Regions from separate parts of the Mus musculus genome. Here region 2 is linked to region 1. A link is a loop called in an ENCODE intact Hi-C map of the cell type or tissue named here. Cell type or tissue: gastrocnemius. All regions are shown on one strand. Links, peaks and the distances in the headings refer to the core of each region. The heading gives the core; the rest is flanking DNA.

Region 1 (4,396 bases), core at 169-4,168:
TGGTGAATTGAGATTTCTCTGGGGTTTTATGGGAGACTTTACAGGATTGTCGCTCACCGGGTCTTCATCAAGTTTCACAGTTTGCTTTAACTCTGTATACGCCTTAGAAATCAGACACTGGCTGGGAGCGAGACTTAGCATTGTCTCAGTGACTTTGTGGCAGAGATGCTTTGGGTATCCGTACTTAATACTGTCAAAGGCACATTGTGGTGTTTTCTGGGAACCCAGGTAATGTGCAATTTAAGCCTTTATCTGCTGTTTTATGGAGATCAAAGAATATTCTAAAGCATTGTGTTTGAGCTTATTTTCTACCTTCTTCAGAAAGAATTTTAAAAGTTAGCTCATTTTCTTAAACACACCAGTCTCTGAGGTAAGATAAAATCTAGTGAGTACTGTCATGATCTAGTTACAGCAGCCAGTTTACTCTTGTTGAGCCCTTCATCCCCCATTCTCCATCTCTCATCCTTGGCTTGTGTCAAGTAAATCAAGGCAGGTATATATTATATTATCTCTAAATATTTTACAGATGTGTGTATGTGTGTGTAAGAATAATAGAAGATCTTTATATAAAAAGATTTAAAGACTCCTTTAATACAGTAACTCAAGATACCTTTAAAATTAAAAACAATATTTATTTAATGTCATAAAGTACTATTTACTGTTTAGTTTTCTCCAATAATGCCTTTCAAAGTTTGTTTTAGAACCCCAACAAGATTATTGTGTGGCATTTGGTTGCTGTATTAATTGGGGTTCTCTAAATGAATAGATTTGATAGACTGATCACATATATATATATATATATATATATATATATATATATATATATATATATACTGCACATGTGTGTGCAGTTTTTCCTCCCTCCTCTCTCCAACCCCCCACTTCCCAACTCTCCCGGGATCCACCCCATCCTCCTCCCCTCCCTTCCCCTCCCCTCCCTTCCAGGGACATGGACCAAATATGGCATAACAAGCTACAGTAAGACCAGGCACATATTCTCAAGTCAAAGCTGGATAAGGCAACCCAGTAGGAAAAAAGGGTCCCAAAGGCAGGCAAGAGAGTCAGACAGCCTGGCTCTCACTGTTAGGGCTCCCACAATAACACCAAGCTACACAACTACAGCATATATGCTAAGGACCTAGGTCAGAGCCATTCAGGCTCCCTGATGTCGGTGAGCTCACTTGGGTCTCTCTCATTGGTTCTGTGGTTCTCAGTTGTTACAGTGTCCTTGATCCCTCTGGCTCCTCCAGTCCTCCCCCCCTTCCCCAGCTCCATCTAATGTGCGGCTGTGGGATCCTGCATCCGCTCCCATCAGTTGCTGCATGAAGTCTCTGGTTTCATTGATGATGATTATGCTAGGCTCCTGCCCCAGCACATCCTGCAGGCATGACAAACTGTAGGTTGGTGTCCCAGTCCCTCCATTGGGGACTTTGCCAGGTAACAGAGAATCCATGTCCACTCTAGGAGTCTGCTCTAGTGTCACCCGTGTAGATTTCATGGAATTCCCAATACACTAGGCTTCTACCTCACTCCTGAAATGTTGTGTGGGTTGTATCTGTTAATACTTGACAAAATTCGAAACTAAAACAGATAAGATTAAACCTCAGTTTTAGCCCCCTTGCTTAGCAGAGGCAAGGCCCTTAATTTGAAGTACCCTCTACCCCCAAACCCCAATTTTAAGAATCTCTTCTTATTCTAAAGCAGAATAAAATGACTTATTGGTTCATTTAAAATAGTGGTAAATTTGTTATGCATTAATAAAGTTTTTTTATGAAAAAATAATATTCCATTCTATAACAAAAATGTGTCCCAGTGACAGTGTGAGCTTGTTTTCAAATCCGTGTGAGTGGGAGACAGCTAGATTACTATATGAGCATTGGCATTCAGTCTGTCAGACGTTGTTCTGTGTGAAGAATGTTGGGCCAAACAAAGCTGTGCCATTGGAAGAGGGAGGTGGACCTCAGTAGCTTGTTCAGATATTTTTGCTTAATAGCTTGCAGATATTTTTCTTCAACTGTGTATGCGGGATTTTTTTACTTTTGAAAGAGATTTTTTATTTTTAGTTCCACGCATATGTGTATGTGTGTACGTATGTGATTGCGGGTGCAGGCGTAGGCAGAGGTAGGAGAGGGTGTTGGGTCTTCAGGACCTGGAATTACAGGTGGTTGTGAACTGCTTGACTTTGGTGCTGGGACTTGAACTTGGGTCCTCTGAAAGACCCACAAGTGCTTCTGGCTGCTGAGCCAGCTCTTCCGCCCCATCAGTGGTGGTCCCTTAAAGGTAAGCTATAGAATCTGAGACTCAGTGAGCTCCCGTACGCCTATGGAAACCATCTGCGTTTGCATAGAAGGTTTGCAGGCTTTATGACACCGTGGCTTGGTCATCTGGAAATCATTGGTTTAGTGAGTCACGGAGACCTGCCAAAGCGTTGGCATTTTATTATACAGCGTACGAAGATTGCACTCCTTGCCACTGTAACCAGTCTCAGCACGGAGCGTCTGTAGGGGGAGCTGTCAGACTCACTGTGGCAGAATCAGGCTAAGTTTTGCTTGAAATTACCGTTGGCAGCAAACACTGTCAGCTGTTTTAAGCACCAGACTCACTTTTTCATTTTTAAAGGAAATGTCTGCCAGTGCCCGAGTCTGCCTAACCACAGTTTGTTAATGTTTCTTCAAGTGCAATTGATGTTCCATGGAAAAAGCAGCCGATTGAGCTCCCAGCTCGATTGTGCAAGTGCTTTCCTTAAGACAGCCATTGATTTTAGTTACAAACCCTCCCATTTCATCCTGGGTGCTGCTTTACTGTAATTAAATTAATACTTTCCCCACTTCATCTGAGAATATCCGGAAGGAATGGGTTGTAATTTTTTTTTTTTTTTGAGGCATGTTATTTTATCTTTTAACTGTAGTTTGTAACCATGAAGAACAGAGTAACTGGTAATGCTTGCGTGGTCTCGTTTATTGACTGATAGTAAGATTAGCACTCATACCTCCAATCCTTGATTTGTGCCCCCAGTCCAAGTGTCAGCACAGTGAAGGCAGGCAGGTGAGGTCTTAGGACTAGAGAGATGGTTTGACCTTACAGAGATGCTGAGAGACAACGCCATGGGCTAGAACTGAGGAACTGCAGCTGGGGCTATCGAGCCTTCAGCATTTTGGCAGAGACATCTCATAGTACATATGTGTTCTTCCTCTGGGGGTTGACAGTTGCCTAAGTGCCATTTAACTCAAAGATACAAGATGGTGATATCTGACCACTTCTCCATTTATCATATGAAGGTCCTCAAACAGCAAACATTCCATCAATGATGGAGATATTCCCAGCTGTAATTGATGTAGGAAAGACAGAATTTATGTTAGACTTTCCCCTTTATTTGCTATTTTTCCAAAATAACTATTTGGTCCCCTGCCATTCTACAAACATGACTAATGATTTTTTTAAAGTTTTTTTTTCTTCTATTTCTTTAAAAATTAATTTTTGGTTAGTATACAAAGAAATGCAATCTACTGTGATATTTTCTTTTTTTTTAAAAAAAATTGTGTTTATATGTGTATGCAGCACTTGTGCAGTCAGAGGACAAATGAAGGGAGTAGTCTCTCATTTACCATGTGTGTTCTGGGATGGGAACTCAGGTCTCCAGGCATGGCAGCCAGCCCCTTTGCCCACTGAGCAGTCCTGCAGGTCCTAGTGTGAGATTGTCACACATGCACCCTTCTCCTTGGTTCTGTCCCCCCTTTGTTGTGCTCCCTTCTTCCCTTCCACTCTGGCTGCTCCCCCTCCCCCTCCCCACCAAGTAGTCCTCTTTTTGCCTTCCCCTCTTTCATCCCATCAGGTCCTCTAGGTTACACTCTTGCTCTAAAGTCCTTCCTGCATCTCCGTATCTGTCCTTCTGAGGCCGACTCATTGGCCCGACAGTCAGTCTGTCCCCACAAATGCCTAGCTTCATTCCTCCATGTTTTGTATCTATGCTTGTGTTGGTTCTGGTTCTGGATGCCTGGCTGGCTCTTATCTGGGCTGGCATGGATGGTGCAGCAGTAAGTGCTGATGTACAAGGCGTGATATACGCCTCCTAGGTATATACCCAGAAGTGGACGCAGGGTGGATCATGTGATAGTTCTGGCTTTAGTTTTTAGGGGTGTTTGCTTGTTTGTTTGCTTGTTTGCTTCTGCATTTTTGAGGCAGGGTTTCACTCTAACCCAGGCTAGCCTTAGACTCATGGCAATCCTCTTGCTTCAGCCTGCCAGGTTGTGGTATCACAGGTTAGGGCCAGCAAACACTGATTTTAGTTTTCAGAGGAGCCTTTCAGCTGGTTTACATGGTGGCTGCACCAGTTGGCATCCGTCCCATCCCCCACGGAGGTGGATGAAGATCTTTCTCTGTCCACACCCCCCCCACC
Region 2 (4,396 bases), core at 280-4,279, 220 kb after region 1:
CTATCACCCAATCAACAGATTAACTCAGCACTATATATTTATGTATTATATATGTTATATATTATAGAGAGAGAGGGGGGACTGGACTCTAACAAATTTTACTAGCTCTGCTTTATCTGAAAACAATAGACTTATAAACAAATTATCTGATTCCTTTAATGACTTATAGCTATACATCCAAATAACAGTTGGCCCTTATAAATAATACATTTTAATGGGCCAACAATTGCTGGTTTGACTGGAATCCATGGGTGACCACATGACTCACATATTTGTACATACACATGTATATATTTTGGGTATGTGTGTGCCTGTGTGTGATGAGTATAGTCAAAGATAAAGAGGATATCAATTGGAAGGTGAGAAGCCTGGGAAGCGTTCAGGGCGGGTGACTGAGATGAGCTTGAGAGAGAAAAGGGAGGGAGAAGTGATACAATTCTATTTCAATTAAAAAACATTTAATAAAAAGAAAACCCAAATAATGAAAAAACTTTTAAAAAACAAAATTAGATAGATGTGAGAAGGAAATAAATACAAACGGGAGCCTGGCCTGTGAATTCCAAGACAGCCAGGGCAACACAGAGATACCCTGTCCCAAAAAAACAGAAGAAGGAAGAGGGGGGAGAAGAGGAGGAGGAGGTGGTGGAAGAGGAAGAAGAGAAAAGACAAGACAAGAAAAAAATAAAACAGGACTACTTAATTTTTAAAGACCAGTGAAAAAGCCAAATATAGGGGCACTGGCCTTTATTCTCAGAAGGTGGATCTGTATGAGTTCAAGGCCATGTGGTCTACATAGCAAGTTCTAGGCTAGCCAGAGATATACAGTGAGATCTGTCTCAGTAGAAAGGGGGCTCTCAGCAGTTAAGAGCACTCCCTCCACTTACAGAAAAACCAGGTTCTCTTACACACACACACACACACAGAGAGAGAGAGAGAGAGAGAGAGAGAGAGAGAGAGAGAGAGATTGAGAGAGAGTAAATGACAGCTCACAGCCACCTGTAACTCCAGTTTTAGGTATTTTGGCACCCTCTTCTGGCCTCTATAGATATTGGACACAAGCAGTGCACTTATATACATGCAGATGAAACACTTGCAACATGAAAATAAAAACAGCCCAGAAACATAGAACACCCAAGATACAATTTGGAAAACACAAGAAAATCAAGAAGAGGGAAGACCAATGGGTGGATACTTCATTCCTCCTTAGAATAGGGAACAAAATACCCATGAAAGGAGTTACAGAGACAAAGTTTGGAGCTAAGACGAAAGGATGGACTATCCAGAGACTACCCTACCTGGGGATCCATCCCATAATCAGCCACCAAACCCAAACACTATTGCATATGCCAGAAAGATTTTGCTGAAGGGACCCTGTTATAGCTGTCTCATATAAGGCTATGCCAGTGCCTGGCAAATACAGAAGTGGATGCTCACAGTCATCTATAAGATGGAACACAGGGCCCCCAATGGAGAACCTGGAGAAAGCACCCAAGGAGCTGAAGGGGTCTGCATCCCTATAGGTGGAACAACAATATGAACTAACCAGTACCCCCAGAGCTCGTATCTCTAACTGCATATGTAGCAGAAGATGTCCTAGTCGGCCATCACTGGGAAAAGAGACCCCTTGGTATTGCAAACTTTATATGCCCCAGTACAGGGGAACGCCAGGGCCAAGAAGTGGGAGTGGATGGGTAGGGGAGCAGGGTGGAGGGAGGGTATAGGGAACTTTCGGGATAACATTTGAAATGTATATAAAGAAAATATCTAATAAGAAAGAAAGAAAGAAAGAAAGAAAGAAAGAAAGAAAGAAAGAAAGAAAGAAAGAAAGAAAGAGGGAGGGAGGGAGGGAGGGAGGGAGGGAGGGAGGGAGAGAGAGAGAAAGAAAGAAAAGAAAGAAAATAAGACCAAATAAAACAGTGAGGTAGAGTCACAATATTGCCCATTAATGAAAAGTGTGAGCAAGATTAAACATAAGTATGAAAGGAAATAGCAAATAATATAACATTTTAAAAATTGTTAAAAAGGGAAAGGAAGGAAGGAAGGAAGGAAGGAAGGAAGAAAGAAAGAAAGAAAGAAAGAAAGAAAGAAAGAAAGAAAGAAAGAAAGAAAGAAAATTTTAGAGTAATTCCTTTACTAAGGTACTCAAAAGTTGGGCACTACCAGTTTTGGCCATTGAGGTAAATGGGTCAGTGTAACCTATGGACCCATTCCCATACATGGTTAACTCTGTTGCTGAGCCTGTATGGATAAAGAGCCTGATGTTAAGCAGAGCCATCTTCACCCAAGTACTGGTCCTTCTTTGCACAATGGAGCCCTCTGCTGGCCACACTTAAATTTACAGTCTGAGGCCTATACAGCAACAGAGAGAAAATATTTATAAATCATATATCCAATGAGAGGTTGATATTCAAGCACATGAACAATTTAAATGACTCAACAGTTGTTGCGGGCCGACCGAAACAGCCTGGTTTGGGACTGTATTTTAAAATGTAATATACAATGTAATATTATTAACACGAGAACTTGGGCATAAGCAAGAAAGGAAAGGTTATGGTTTAACAGTGATGTGTCTGCACATCAATTTGACAAAGGGTCCATTTTCTGTTAACTTGGAACAACATAGAGCCACATGGGAAGAGAAAAACTCCAATCGAGAAGATGCCTCTATCTTATTGGCAAGTCTGTGGAATACTTTATTGATTCATGATCGATGTGGGAGGGCCCAGGTCACTGTGGAAGGCGCCACCCTTGGACAGCTGGACCTTGATTGTTGAAAAAGCCAAGCTGAGAAAACCATGGAGAACAAGCCAGTAAGCATCATTCCTCCATGATCTCTGCTTCAGTCCCTACTTCCCTGCTTTGGGTTTCTGTCCTGGCTTCCCTTTGTGATGAACTATGAACCAAGACATGTAAGCAGAATAAACCCTTCCTTTCCCTTCCCTCAACAAAAGTTAAACATAAACAAGATATCTGATCGTGTATATTTCCAAGAAAGATATATAAATGGTCAGCAAATCTATGAAGAAAGTATCCACTGGCACTAATGGCTATGGGTTCGCAGAGTAGAACACCAGCCCCACTGCACATCCATGGGAGTGACTGCTGGCAAAACGACGAGCCAAACATTGGTAAGGATGTGGGAAATACAGCAACCCCGAGCATGGCACTGATGAAGATGTAAATCGCTATGCCTGGTTTGGAAAACTTTATTCAGAGCTGTCCAAAAGTCGAAACCACACAAAGTCAGATGGGCAGGCACACTCCTGTAATCACAGCACTTGAGAGGCAGAAACATATAAATCTTCATGAGTTCGAGTCCCATGCCAGCCTGGGGTGCAGAGTGAGACTCTGTTTCGAAAGAAAGGAAGAAAGAAAGAAAGAAAGAAAGAAAGAAAGAGAGAGAGAGAGAGAGGGAGGGAGGGAGGGAGGGAGGGAGGGAGGGAGGGAGGGAGGGAGGGAGGAAGGAAGGAAGGAAGGAAGGAAGGAAGGAAGGAAGGAAGGAAGAAAGAGCACCCATTGTTCACATACTCAAAAAAATAAAAATAAAAGTTAAAAATCGAGCTATCATAAAGTCCAGTGATCCTCGCTTTCTGTATGTGTGGAAACTGATACAAAGTCAGTGTGGAGAAGAGCTGAATACACACGTATTTATTACAGCAGGAGGCACGGGATCAAGATAAGTGTCCATCAGTATGAGAGAAAAAGACAAAGGTCTGTGGCCTTTAAAATTAAATACTATCTGTAAAATGTATCGTTTTAATACAAGTGTAATCAGTGAATTAAACCAGCAGCTGTATTTCTTTACCTTTGCTAGTCCCCAATAACCACACAGAGAAACCAAGATGTATTTCAAGCGTCACGGCAATACCTCAGCAGTTTAATGATCTACCTTAACCCCTTATGCTAATCTGGTTACCTCCCGGCTCCGGTCCCATGATATGTTAATATTGTTCTGGCTCCCTCCGCTTCAGATGTTTCTTCCCACGGTGTCTCCTCGGACCTTCTCCCCGTGGCCGACTTGAATCTCCCTCGCTCGCTCTCTCTCCTTTTCTGGCTGATGGAACTTTCCACGCCATTCTCTCCTCTGCCCACTGACAAGGCAGAGAATAAACGGTAAGAATTGTTTACACAAACTTGAGTAGGGAGATTCTTGACCTAAGCACTACAACGCCGTGTCCGGATTGAAACAAGATGTGAGCACAGAGAAATGACCCCTGGATAACGCAGGGATAATCCTTACTCCGTGCAAAACCATTTACTCCTACGCCTACCCCAGGGATGGATTGTAGGTCAAAGGTTTTGTGGCTGGGCTGGTGTTTGTATTCCTCTTTTGGTTGCCTGCTCACACTGAAGACACTGGAATATACAGTTAAAGGCTCCACGTAGGCACCAGCCT

The links. A loop is a pair of places that touch in the nucleus more often than their neighbours do. Peaks named below come from ENCODE experiments on the same cell type or tissue, not always from the same donor. Only the 100,000 strongest peaks of a DNase experiment are listed, where the experiment ranks them.
Region 2: a loop joins it to region 1, with 5 times the contacts of the local background. A loop is called at or near these places in 16 of 42 quality-filtered maps.

Annotation. Positions count from the first base shown.
Region 1 is chr2:164,124,287-164,128,682 of GRCm38, forward strand. The region is part of intron 10 of Stk4 (serine/threonine kinase 4); the gene reads left to right. Among named protein-coding and RNA genes, the nearest start is that of Kcns1, 45 kb to the right of the region's middle. In gastrocnemius, for the core only: a CTCF peak has its summit at 2,506; a DNase peak (open chromatin) is centred at 2,503; H3K27ac peaks cover 229 bases.
Region 2 is chr2:164,346,876-164,351,271 of GRCm38, forward strand. No RefSeq gene overlaps it. Among named protein-coding and RNA genes, the nearest start is that of Mir7678, 5.3 kb to the right of the region's middle. In gastrocnemius, for the core only: a CTCF peak has its summit at 2,315 (motif pointing left); a DNase peak (open chromatin) is centred at 2,336.